Linked DNA regions of Homo sapiens: region 2 is linked to region 1. Evidence: read pairs that join two places in POLR2A ChIA-PET (ENCODE). Cell type or tissue: GM12878. All regions are shown on one strand. Each heading gives the region's core, and the rest is flanking DNA. Links, peaks and the distances in the headings are about the cores only. Region 1 overlaps CDKAL1 (CDKAL1 threonylcarbamoyladenosine tRNA methylthiotransferase). Region 2 overlaps CDKAL1 (CDKAL1 threonylcarbamoyladenosine tRNA methylthiotransferase).

What was found. ChIA-PET counts read pairs that join two places held together with the same protein. Peaks named below come from ENCODE experiments on the same cell type or tissue, not always from the same donor. Only the 100,000 strongest peaks of a DNase experiment are listed, where the experiment ranks them.
Region 2: POLR2A ChIA-PET joins it to region 1 with 5 read pairs; 2 of 35 experiments call an interaction of 5 or more read pairs at or near these places.

Annotation. Positions count from the first base shown.
Region 1 is chr6:20,824,425-20,829,816 of GRCh38, reverse strand. The region is part of intron 8 of CDKAL1 (CDKAL1 threonylcarbamoyladenosine tRNA methylthiotransferase); the gene reads right to left. Among named protein-coding and RNA genes, the nearest start is that of CDKAL1, 290 kb to the right of the region's middle. RefSeq lists a silencer at 4,272-4,472. In GM12878, for the core only: no CTCF peak of the experiment used is centred there; no DNase peak of the experiment used is centred there.
Region 2 is chr6:21,205,789-21,211,180 of GRCh38, reverse strand. The region is part of intron 15 of CDKAL1 (CDKAL1 threonylcarbamoyladenosine tRNA methylthiotransferase); the gene reads right to left. Among named protein-coding and RNA genes, the nearest start is that of LINC00581, 300 kb to the left of the region's middle. In GM12878, for the core only: no CTCF peak of the experiment used is centred there; no DNase peak of the experiment used is centred there; H3K27ac peaks cover 1,088 bases.

The sequences.
Region 1 (5,392 bases), core at 260-5,259:
ATTCATGTTGAGAATAGTTGATCCAAGTACCTAAAGTGTTTGTAGACCCACATCTCTTCAGTGAATCTGAGAAATCAAAATTATTAACATTGGTCTACTTCTGCTCTTGCAGTACAGAAGGACCTAAAATAAAACATTTGATGCTACTTTTTCTTTTGTCAACTCAATCTTTTGGAGAGCTTGAAAAATAATACAGTTTTTCAAGATTCCTGCACACAAGATTTTGCCTAATTCCGGAGTTACCTATTTTGTTTAACCCATATGACTAAGGTGAAGGGTAATGCCTTGCATTGCATCTACCCAAGAAAGTTTTCGTGATATGAGGAAGCAAGTAAATAGGCCTAATATAACGAATCTGTAATACTTGTTGTATTGAGTATATAGGAATCGAAATGAATCTGTTAGGAACTAAATACTAGAACAGTAGTTCACTCTGAGGTTTAATGAAATCTAACGACTGATTCTCAAGAAAAATATAAACAACACAAAATTCCACAGACAGTGGGAATGTAAAATGGTGTGTAGCTGCTGAGGAAAACAGTGTGGCAGCTACTAAAACAAAATAAAAATTAAATTACCATATGATCTAGCCATCTCTGGTTAAATCCCTCAATTTCTAGTGAAATTCACAAAAGAACTAAAACCAGAGACTTAAACAGATATTTGTATAGTAATGATCACAGCAAACATTATTCTCAATAGCCAAAATGTGGAAGCAAACCAAATGTCAATCAACAGATGTATGCATAAACAAACTACTATATATGTACAATGGAATCTTATTCAGCCTTAAAAAATGAAATGTGACATGTTACACAATGGATAAATCTTGAGAACATTATGCGAGCTGAAAAAAGCCAGTCACAAAATGACAAACACTATACGATTCTACTTATATGAGGTACCTAGGGTAGTCAAGTTCATAGAGACAGAGAGTAGAATGGTGGGGCTGCAGGGAATGGGGAGTTACTGTTTAATGAGTACAGAGTTTTAGGTTGGGAAGAGGGAAAAGTTCTGGAGGTGGATAGTGGTGATGTTTGTACAACAACACGAATGTACTTAATGCCACTTAACTATCCACTTAAAAATAGTTAAAAAGGTCAACTTTACGTAATGTTTAGTTTACCACAAGAACGACAGACTGGTTAATGCTAATCTATCATAAAAGTTTCAAGAGGAAAATATAATTCTATGGACAATTCCAACAGTTCACCAATTACCTAAAGATAATCAAGGAAACCCAAGCTATAAATACCTATTAAATTTCAACATAAATATAATGAAACACAGCCAAGCACAGTGGCTCATGTTTGTAATCCCAGCACTTTGGGAGGCTGAGGCAGGTGGATCACTTGAGGTGAGGAGTTCGAGAGCAGCCTGGCCAACATGGCAAAACCCTGTATCTACTAAAAATACAAAAATTAGCCAGTCACGGTGGTGCATGTCTGCAATCCAAGCTACTTGGGAGGCTGAGGCACAAGAATTGATTGATCCCAGGAGGTGGAGGTTGCAATGAGCCGAGATTGTGCCACTGGACACCAGCCTGGGTGACAGAGCAAGACTCTGTCTCAAAATAATAATAATAATAATGAAACAGGCATTACAGTACTATTTATAGAAATTAGCTTTGTTTTATCCCTATAATGATTGCCAACTAAATCCCATGCTTAAATATAATAAAAGTTTATTAAAACAGCAGAAATTGTTCTCCCTACTCTGAAGTTATCTTTCCCACACTAAAATAGAGCAACAGTAATTCCACATTTGTTGTTTGTATTTCATCACTGTTTTCAGACAGAACAAGAGATCTGCTGCCTACACACCATTTCTCAGCATCAACACCCATTTTCTTATGCAATTTTAAATTCTGTTGGCAGGTTAAAGACATTTTTTCCAACCACAAACAAAAACTTCTTTTGATACTCTAAGTGAATGTTCAAGGAAATGTTCCCAATTAAAAAAAAAACTAAAACAATAACATAGAAGTATATCGACAGTCTTAAGAAAATGTAAGTGGTAATTCAATGAAAACCTCAGTTCTAGATATAAGACATGTAGGACTTTATACTACCTCATTGACAAATCACCTATCTTTATGTCTTCAATTTGGAACTTTGCAAATGTTAAACGAACACAGAAGGCCAGAATGCTAAAAAAGGCAGAACCACATAACTTAGTCTTCCATGCAACTCCATAGACCTTTTTTTTTATGTCTAAAACATCACTTTGTAATAGCCCTTGATAATGAAAAGTGTTTAGCTTCAATTGTTCATCTCTTAAGAGTTATAGAAACTAGCTTTACTAGAAATTTTTAGCCTAAAAAACTTAAATCTTAGTACATACTTTTAATATCTCATAAGTAAAGGTTTCTTTGCTATTGTTAAAAAAATTGTAACACAAATAGAGACCATCACAAAGATAAACAATGGCAGCTAAGAACATACATAGCATTTATAGGGCAGCGCCAGGTACTGTTACAAGCACTTTACATATATTTAGCTAATACTGAAAACTGCCCCATGTGGTAGGTACTACTATTCCTCATTTTACAGAGATGAAGCCAAGGAATGGAAAGGTAAAGTGATTTGCCAAATATCAAAAACATCACACAGCTGGTTAAGTGGTAGAATCCAGACGGTCTGGCTCCAACATCTATGCTCTTAACCATTACACATACCACCTGTCATAACATATTGGGGAAATAAAGACGATTTTGATAATGCTGAACAAGCTCTTTAATAATAACATAAAATATATCAGTTGTCTTTTTGATCATAGTATTGTTGGTTTTGTTTGTTTTTAACTATGAGCCACTGTGCTAGAAGAGTGTAATTCACAGAATTAGATATACTAATGAAATTAAGATTTTTGGTAATGTCCATGACTATGAAGAAAGTAAGTCACAAAGATTAATGGCCAATTATCTTAAGTCTTTTGCTAATTTTGTGAACAATATACAAGTATAAAAACAAAGCCAACAAGACTGGTAGTTTGCTCACCAAAAAAGTAAATACATAAATCTATAAGGAAATGAAAAGTGCAGGTGATTAATCAGAATACTTATAAACAGATATACAGTTGAGATTTTCAACATATAAGCTTCAAGATGTTGAGGTATAGGTAAATTGTCCAAAAATAATCAGAGGTTGGAGGAAGGACGGAGTTCGTGATTAGTATGACTCACATGCATCTCGCAGCAAAACACAAACCACCAGACGTTTATCTATTAAAAACAAAAGACACTGAGTCTGGCACCAGTCTAAAAAGCAAGAAATACCATGTGCGAGTCAGACACTCGTGTGCCATTTAAAAATAAAGAAGGGAGATAGGCACATGACACATGATGAGTTCTAAACTTGACCTTCTCTGAAGTACACAATTCCATTTATAACTTCCAAAACAATTCAAAACACCTGAAAATAGCAACTTTCACAAGAAAAGCAAGCAAGAAAAACTAAAAAGATGCTTTAAAAATCAGAGGATAAAACTATTACAAAAAGAAATACTATATTTAGGGAGGAAAAAACCAAAAAGATTTTTGTGACACTGACTGTATTTTTAAGTGGGCTCCCCTCCTCCCTGTATTAACATGAACCCAGTGAAGCCAACCATTCTCTTGTGAAGACACCTAGGTTGAGCCCATGAGAGTGGAAAAGTGGCTTCTGCTTAAACTGTTCCTCCAAACTCCAGTTTCCCCTACAAAGGAGAAAAGCTGTACTTGGACTAAAGATTGCTACATCTATTTAAGCAAGGTTCTGTTTGAAAAGGAAATGATATAATTACAAGTAGCAGAAACCCTGATGGGACCAAATTCAGGTCATATTTGTGAGTAAAGAAAAAGTAGCTAATCTCCCAAATATGTAATGTAATAAAGTAATCCCCCCAAAATGACAGAATAAGAAATAGAATGGAGAGGAGATACAAACCCAACAAAGAAATGCCTTAATAAGACTACAGGGGTCTTGGGGACCTCTCTAAGTAGCATACCCATATTTAGAATCTGGCAATAATTTACTAAGTTACAACAAATAATCAACGGGTTAATATCAATAAGCTGGGACCATTTAAAATTCATTAATTACACTCATATTGTTAGCAACAATTTTTTAAAGTATTTACAGTAAATACAGCCTGTCATTCAGGGTATGCTTCGATGCCACAAGTACTATCAGGAAGAATCAAACCATACTTTAAAAGTTCATGAGAGCTGTTGTAAAAGCACAGTGTGTGACATAATGTTATCATTAATACTTAACAAATAAAGTACAAAAAACCCCACCAAACCCTACAAAAGTTTCTAAACACTTACCTTCTATTTCTGTCTATATCTTATCTTTGACTCGTAATAATCTTTCACAAGCCAGCACAGTCCACATTCTGAGCAGAACTGAGCAGAACTGATTTATAGCTTATCTGCCTATCTTCTCACTTCTAACCCCTAAGAACCCTGCAGTCTCAACAGAACCCACTGTAAAAACTTCAGGTTACTAAGGCAAATTCAAAATTATTATGTCATTTAAACCATACTTTCAACACACAATTATAGAGCATATAAAATATATATGGGGAATATAAAAGTCATTAAACTGCAGAGTGAAATAGAAAATGATCCAAAGGGGAAGAATGGAAAGGAACAAAGAAAAAGGAAAAAGGAAGAACCAGAAGAGGAGCTACCTGGAATGTAAGGGAAGAGTTAAAGATGGCAGAACTAATCAATCATTTCAGATAATACCAAGGAGTCGGGATTTGGCACATGCTCTCTCCAGCCTACTCATGAGAAGAAATGGTAGGAAAAAGCAGAAATATAAATAAAACTTTAACATGAACTACCAATTAACTACAACTTATCTGCTATAAGAGGAAAAAGAAGCAAGATATATTAGCTAATTATCACAAACATGCCATTTTAACAGTCAAGAATTTTTAAAATACAAATAAGAAAATCATAGCACTTCTATACAGATAGCTCTAATAAAAATGTTATATGAGCCTCTTAACAACAGACTGGAATATGGCCTCCAGAATCCTGACTCCTGGAATTACGCCCTTGCGGAATCCTTTCCCCCTACGTGTAGGCAGGATCTGTAACTTGCTTCTAACCAGTTAAGTATGGTAAAAGTGACAGATGTCACTTGGATCATTACATTATATAACATTATAACATCCATCTAGCTAGAAAACTCTCTCTTTTGCTGGCTTTGAAGAAGCTGCCATGTTGTAGGCTGCCCTATGGAGCAGGCCACATGGCAAGAAACTAAGGGTGGCCTCTGATTGACAGCCAACAAGAGACTGAGGCCCATAATCCAATAGCCTGTAAAGAACTAAATGCTCCCAACAACCATGTGAGCTTGGAAGAATCTCCTTCCCCAGTCAAGCCTTCAGGTAAGACTCT
Region 2 (5,392 bases), core at 145-5,144, 380 kb before region 1:
TACTTGCCTGATTAAGTTCTTCTCACCTTCAAAGTCCATATCCATGAAACTCTCTGTAGTAGAAGTTGTCTGAAAACCCTCTCCACATTGACAGTTCCCCATGACTACAGATGCCAAAAATGATTTTCCAACCTCCTTTGTCCCCAGGGTGTAAATGTGAGACTTGGGTTCCACAGTCAGATGTGATATATGTGAGACATTGACTGGGAAGCTTCATGAGGAAGCAGATGGGGCATGGGGCCTCTGCCTTGCTGGGGGAGGTGGAGCAGAGGCGACACCTCTTACCAGAAGCTCCTGTGTGGTTCTGGGTGTTGTTTCTGGAAAACTCAGCAAAGATTCTGGTCCCTGGCCCTTCTAACAATTCTGTGGGCCATCTAGCATCCTTTCATACATTCCTTCCTGTTTAACTAAACTGCTCTCTGTTGTCTGCAAAGAATCCTGACCCATACATTTCCTGATACCTCAAGTCATCAGAGATCTCCTATCTTCCAACTTCTTATGATCTAACGCCAACCAATTTAACATTTGACATATTATAGATTTTGTTTCATATGTACATACTGTCTTAGTTCGTTTCGGTGACTGTAACAAAATGCCATAAACTGGGTAGCTTTTAAACAACAGATATTTATTTCTCACTGTTTTAGAAGCTGGGAAATCTAAGATCAAGGTGCCAGCAGATTTGGTGTCTGGTGGGGGCCAGATTTCTAGTTTATAGACAGAGTCTTCTTGCTGTGTCCTCACACAATGGAAGGGTCAAGGCAGCTCTCTGGAGCCTTCATTAGTATGGTATAAAGGTACTAATCCTCATCATGAAGGCTCCGCCCTCATGACCTAACCACCTCCCAAAGGCTCCAGCTCCTAACACCATCACATGAGTGATTAGGTTTCAACACTGAACTTTGGGAAGACACCAACATTCAGACCACAGCAGCACATATCTTCTCTTCCCAACTAGACTTTATCTCCTTGAGGGCAGGATGGTATCTCCAACTTCTGTATCCCAAGCAGTGCTTGACACAGCGCTGGCTCAACTTTTGGAATTTATAGGATGACCATATAATTTATCATCCAAACTAGAATACTTTGAGGAGTGGAATAAGGGCATATTATTAATACTATTACAACACGTATAAACCAGGACTGATGCAGACAGTCCTGACACAGACAGATATTATCAAGGCACAATTAGTTCTTTGATGCATACAGTGTCATACTCGTCATTGATAATTGTTGACTGAGTGAAAAGGTAAAGACATGTGAAGGGGAAATAGTGCAGTGAAAATGTGAGTGTGGAAGAGTGGTTCCCAACACCTGGGTTCAAATCATCACAGGAAATCATGGTCTTCTGGAACCTCCCTAGTCCCATCCTGCAGGGATAGGTGGCTGGGCTTAGATGACCTTTCAGGTTCTGCTGCTGCTGAAATATATCTTTGGTTCTCCTAAGGAGGCTTTTTTTCCATTCACTGCTTTCATGATAAAGAATCCCTTTTGCTCTTAAGGGATCCCTTTTAGATTTGGGAAAATTATCCATAAAACTTTAACCACAGGAGTAATTATGTCGCACAGGTGAGCTAGCATACCTATACAAGACCACTTCCCTCACACCAATCCCTCCCTACCAGGGTCACAATTGATTAGCAGTATTACCAGAGGAACAGCCAAGACCAAAAACTTCTCGAAGACCAAGCCCATATTCATTATTTCCATCTCTAAGATTTCATTCCGTTCCTGGATAATAAACATTGAAACATATTATAAGAGGCCAGGTGCTACCTGCATGTTGCATATGTAAGTAATTCAGGCTCGGGGGCCTGGTTCTTTTCCTTAGCGCTTAGCTAGGGAAGTCGGTCCACGTCTTTGTCCCAGGCTCACTGCTCCTTCTGCCTCCTATCTTGAACGTGGACAAAGGATGGAGAGGTGGGGAAAATGCCTGCTCAGTCCCATCCTATGATGCCTCTATGTGGGTGTGTACAGCTGTATAAAGAACTTCATCGTGTTCTAGCTGCCCTAGGCCAGGCTAGAATAATAAACTGAAGTAATACGAGTAAAGAGCCTCAATACCAAGCACATAGTAGTGGTTCACTAAATGGTAGCTATTATTATTATCAAGGCACAATTAGTTCCCTGATGCATGCAATTTCCCTCACGATGCTCCAGCTACAACCCTCAGGAGGAAGAGAATTATCATCAGTGATTGCACAATTAGTGATGCAAGTGAAATGAAAGCTAATTGTTTAGCATCAGCTTGCTCTGATGATACTTTGGATGGTACTCAAATTGGTACACGGAAGGTATTGTAAACACACTAAACACAGTGTGAAGTGACAGTCATACTAATTCAGCTGCAACGGTCAATAAAATATAGCTCAGCAGCATAGAATAAAAGCTATGTATCTAGACTGTGAAACTCAAATACGTCCTAACCAGTCTGTAAAAGAAACTAACAAGATACAAAATGAAAGAAAAATGCATAAAATATTAAACGTACTATGGTTTTAATTGTTTGTGACGTGAACTTAGCAGCGATGAAGAATTTAGTCTCACATAAAGTTTAGTAAGAAAAAAAAGGAACAGAAAAAACTGCTTGGGAGCCAGTTATCTTGGGGGTGGAAGGAAAAATAGGAAGAAACACGCCCTCATTTGCTTCTAGCACGGTTAGCTGACCTGTCTGAAATTAGACCCACTTTCAAGTGTTTTAACTTAATTATTAAGCCATTTCTTAACCTCATGAATGTAGTTTTCATGTGCTTTCAAATCTGGCCTTGAACTAATAGACCCTTTCACTTCACTGGTTCTGGAAATGAATGTCAGATGGAGAGGAAAACATTTTAACTGTGTTTTTCCAAGGGTCAAAGCTCTGAGAATATAGTATAGTTTGTACATAAAACTCAGTACACCTGAATATCCTGCTGGCCTTTGTCTGGTAATGAAGCAAACCATGCCACCCTTTAAAACTTCTGCTTCCTTTCCAAGCGCGGTCGGCTGTGTCAGGGCTGAGCTATCTAACTGCTCAAGTGAATCCATTCTCAGGATCAAAGTCTCAATAGATGAGAAACAGGTGGCACTGAGGCACCCTGGGGCAGCCTTCTCTTAACTTGTAAGAAAGAGAATGGTAAGTCCAGGCCTCCATTCTAGAATATTCTCTTTAAAAAAAAAAAAAGACATAAAGAGTAAGAGGAAGAAATGTCTGTCCGTAAGAATGGCCAACGCTGTAGTAGTATTATTGGAATCTCCTTCTGTTAATTTGTCATTCTCATGGAGGAATCTCAGCAGTTGGTCTGGTTTCATCTGCCATTGTCAGAAATCTATGGCTGATGAATACAACATTTGAAATGATAAGATATTGGGCAACTTTTACTTCACAAGTTAAAGTAAAATAATGCCTTGGCATGCACCACAAATTAATAATGAAAATAGTAGTCAATATTTATTGACTGCTAAGCCATTTCCATGTATATCCTATGAAGCAGGTAGTACTATCACTCATTTACATAGGGAGAACTGAGGTGGAGGGACATTGAGTAACTTGCCCAAGATCATATTTTTTGTAATAGTAGAATCAAGATTCAAACCTGGGTAATCGGAATCCAGAATTCATGTTCTTAATTGCTATACTATAATGTACAGTGAAATCCATGAACGCAAAGTACTTTTTTTTTGCTTGAGATAAGGTTTCATTCTTTCACCCAGGCTGGGCTGCAGTGGCTCCCTGCAGCCTCGACCCTCTGGGGCCAAGTGATCCTCCCACCTCGGCCTCCCAAGTAGCTGAGACTACAGGTATACACCATCACACTCGGCTAATTTTTAAAATTGTTATAGAGATGAAGTCTCCCAATGGTGCTAGGCTGTTCTTAAACCTTGGGGTCAAGCACTCCTCCTGCCTTGGCCTCCTGAAGTGCTGGGATTACAGGCGTGAACCACTGCATCAGGCTGCAAAGTACTTAAAAAAAAAAAAATTTAAAGTAGGCCGGGTGTGGTGCCTCACGCCTCTAATCCCTGCACTTTGGAAGGCTGAGGCAGGTGGATCACTTGAGGCCAGGAGTTTGAGAGCAGCCTGGCCAACATGGTGAAACCCTGTTTCTACTAAAAATACAAAAATTAGCTGGGTGTGGTGGTGCATGCATGTAGTTCCAGCTATTCCAGAGGCTGAGGTACGAGAATCACTTGAACCCAGGAGGCGAAGGTGGCAGTGAGCCGAGATCGCGCCTGGGTGACACAGTGAGACTCTGTCTAAAAAGAAAAAAAAAAGAAATTAAAGTAAAAGAAATCAAAATAAAAGCCAGGAAACCACTGCTTTTTAAAGTGATACTTACTGAATTCTTTCTTTAAAATATTTAATATACCTACTATGCATGGTGCACTTTGTCTACATGATTTAACTTAATCCTCTGCAAATCAGTTGTTAGCTCCATTATACAAATGAAGACACTGTGAGTCAAGAAAGTTGTACTTGATCATAGCAACTGTCACTGTAATTAGAACCCAAACCTGACAGACTCCAGATCCTTTCAATCTTCCACGATGCTACTCTACTTCTTTCTTTAAAGCAATTTTTACTACTAAGAATGAATTCAATGAAAAAAAACTTTGCAATCAAACTATTCATAAGTTTAAAATTAGAAGAGAAAATGTTCTTTTCTATCTCGTACCAGGCAAAGAATAGTTCTGACTTCTTAAGAATCAATCTTAGAAATGGTAAGATTCAAGCGATGTGTTATAACATAGGCCAGACAAGAAGAAAGAACATTAGTAGTAAAACTAGTTAGCCTTTATTAAAACAGACAGCAGTAATGTTCACATTGTCGCATATTCCTAAGAGAGACAGATCTCTAATGCCATTTTTAACTGAACCCACAGAGAAGATAATTAAAACTGCCCATTTTCTCATTTTTTTCCCTCTCTCTCTTACTTATTATTTTTTTGTATCCAGTGTAAGTTTACTCTGGTATACAAAAAGAAACTGGTGTCCAGAAGTTATCGAATAAGACTCCTGCAATTAAAATGGGCAAGGCAGTATGGACCTGGGCTTAAAAATACAGGCTTGACTGGTCCGGTGTGGTGGCTCACGCCTGTAATCCCAGCACTTTGGGAGGCTAAGGCGGGCGGATCACAAGGTCAGGAGATAGAGACCATGGTGAAACCCCGTCTCTACTAAAATACAAAGAAAAAAAAAAAATTAGCCGGGCGCGGTGGCGGGTGCCTGTAGTCCCAGCTATTCGGGAGGTTGAGGCAGGAGAATGGCGTGAACCCGGGAGGCGGAGCTTGTGGTGAGCCAAGATCGCGCCACTGCACTCCAGCCTGGGCGACAGAGCAAGACTCTGTCTCAAAAAAAAAAAAAAAAAAAAAAGGCTGGGCGCGGGGGCTCACGCATGTAATCCCAGCACTTTGG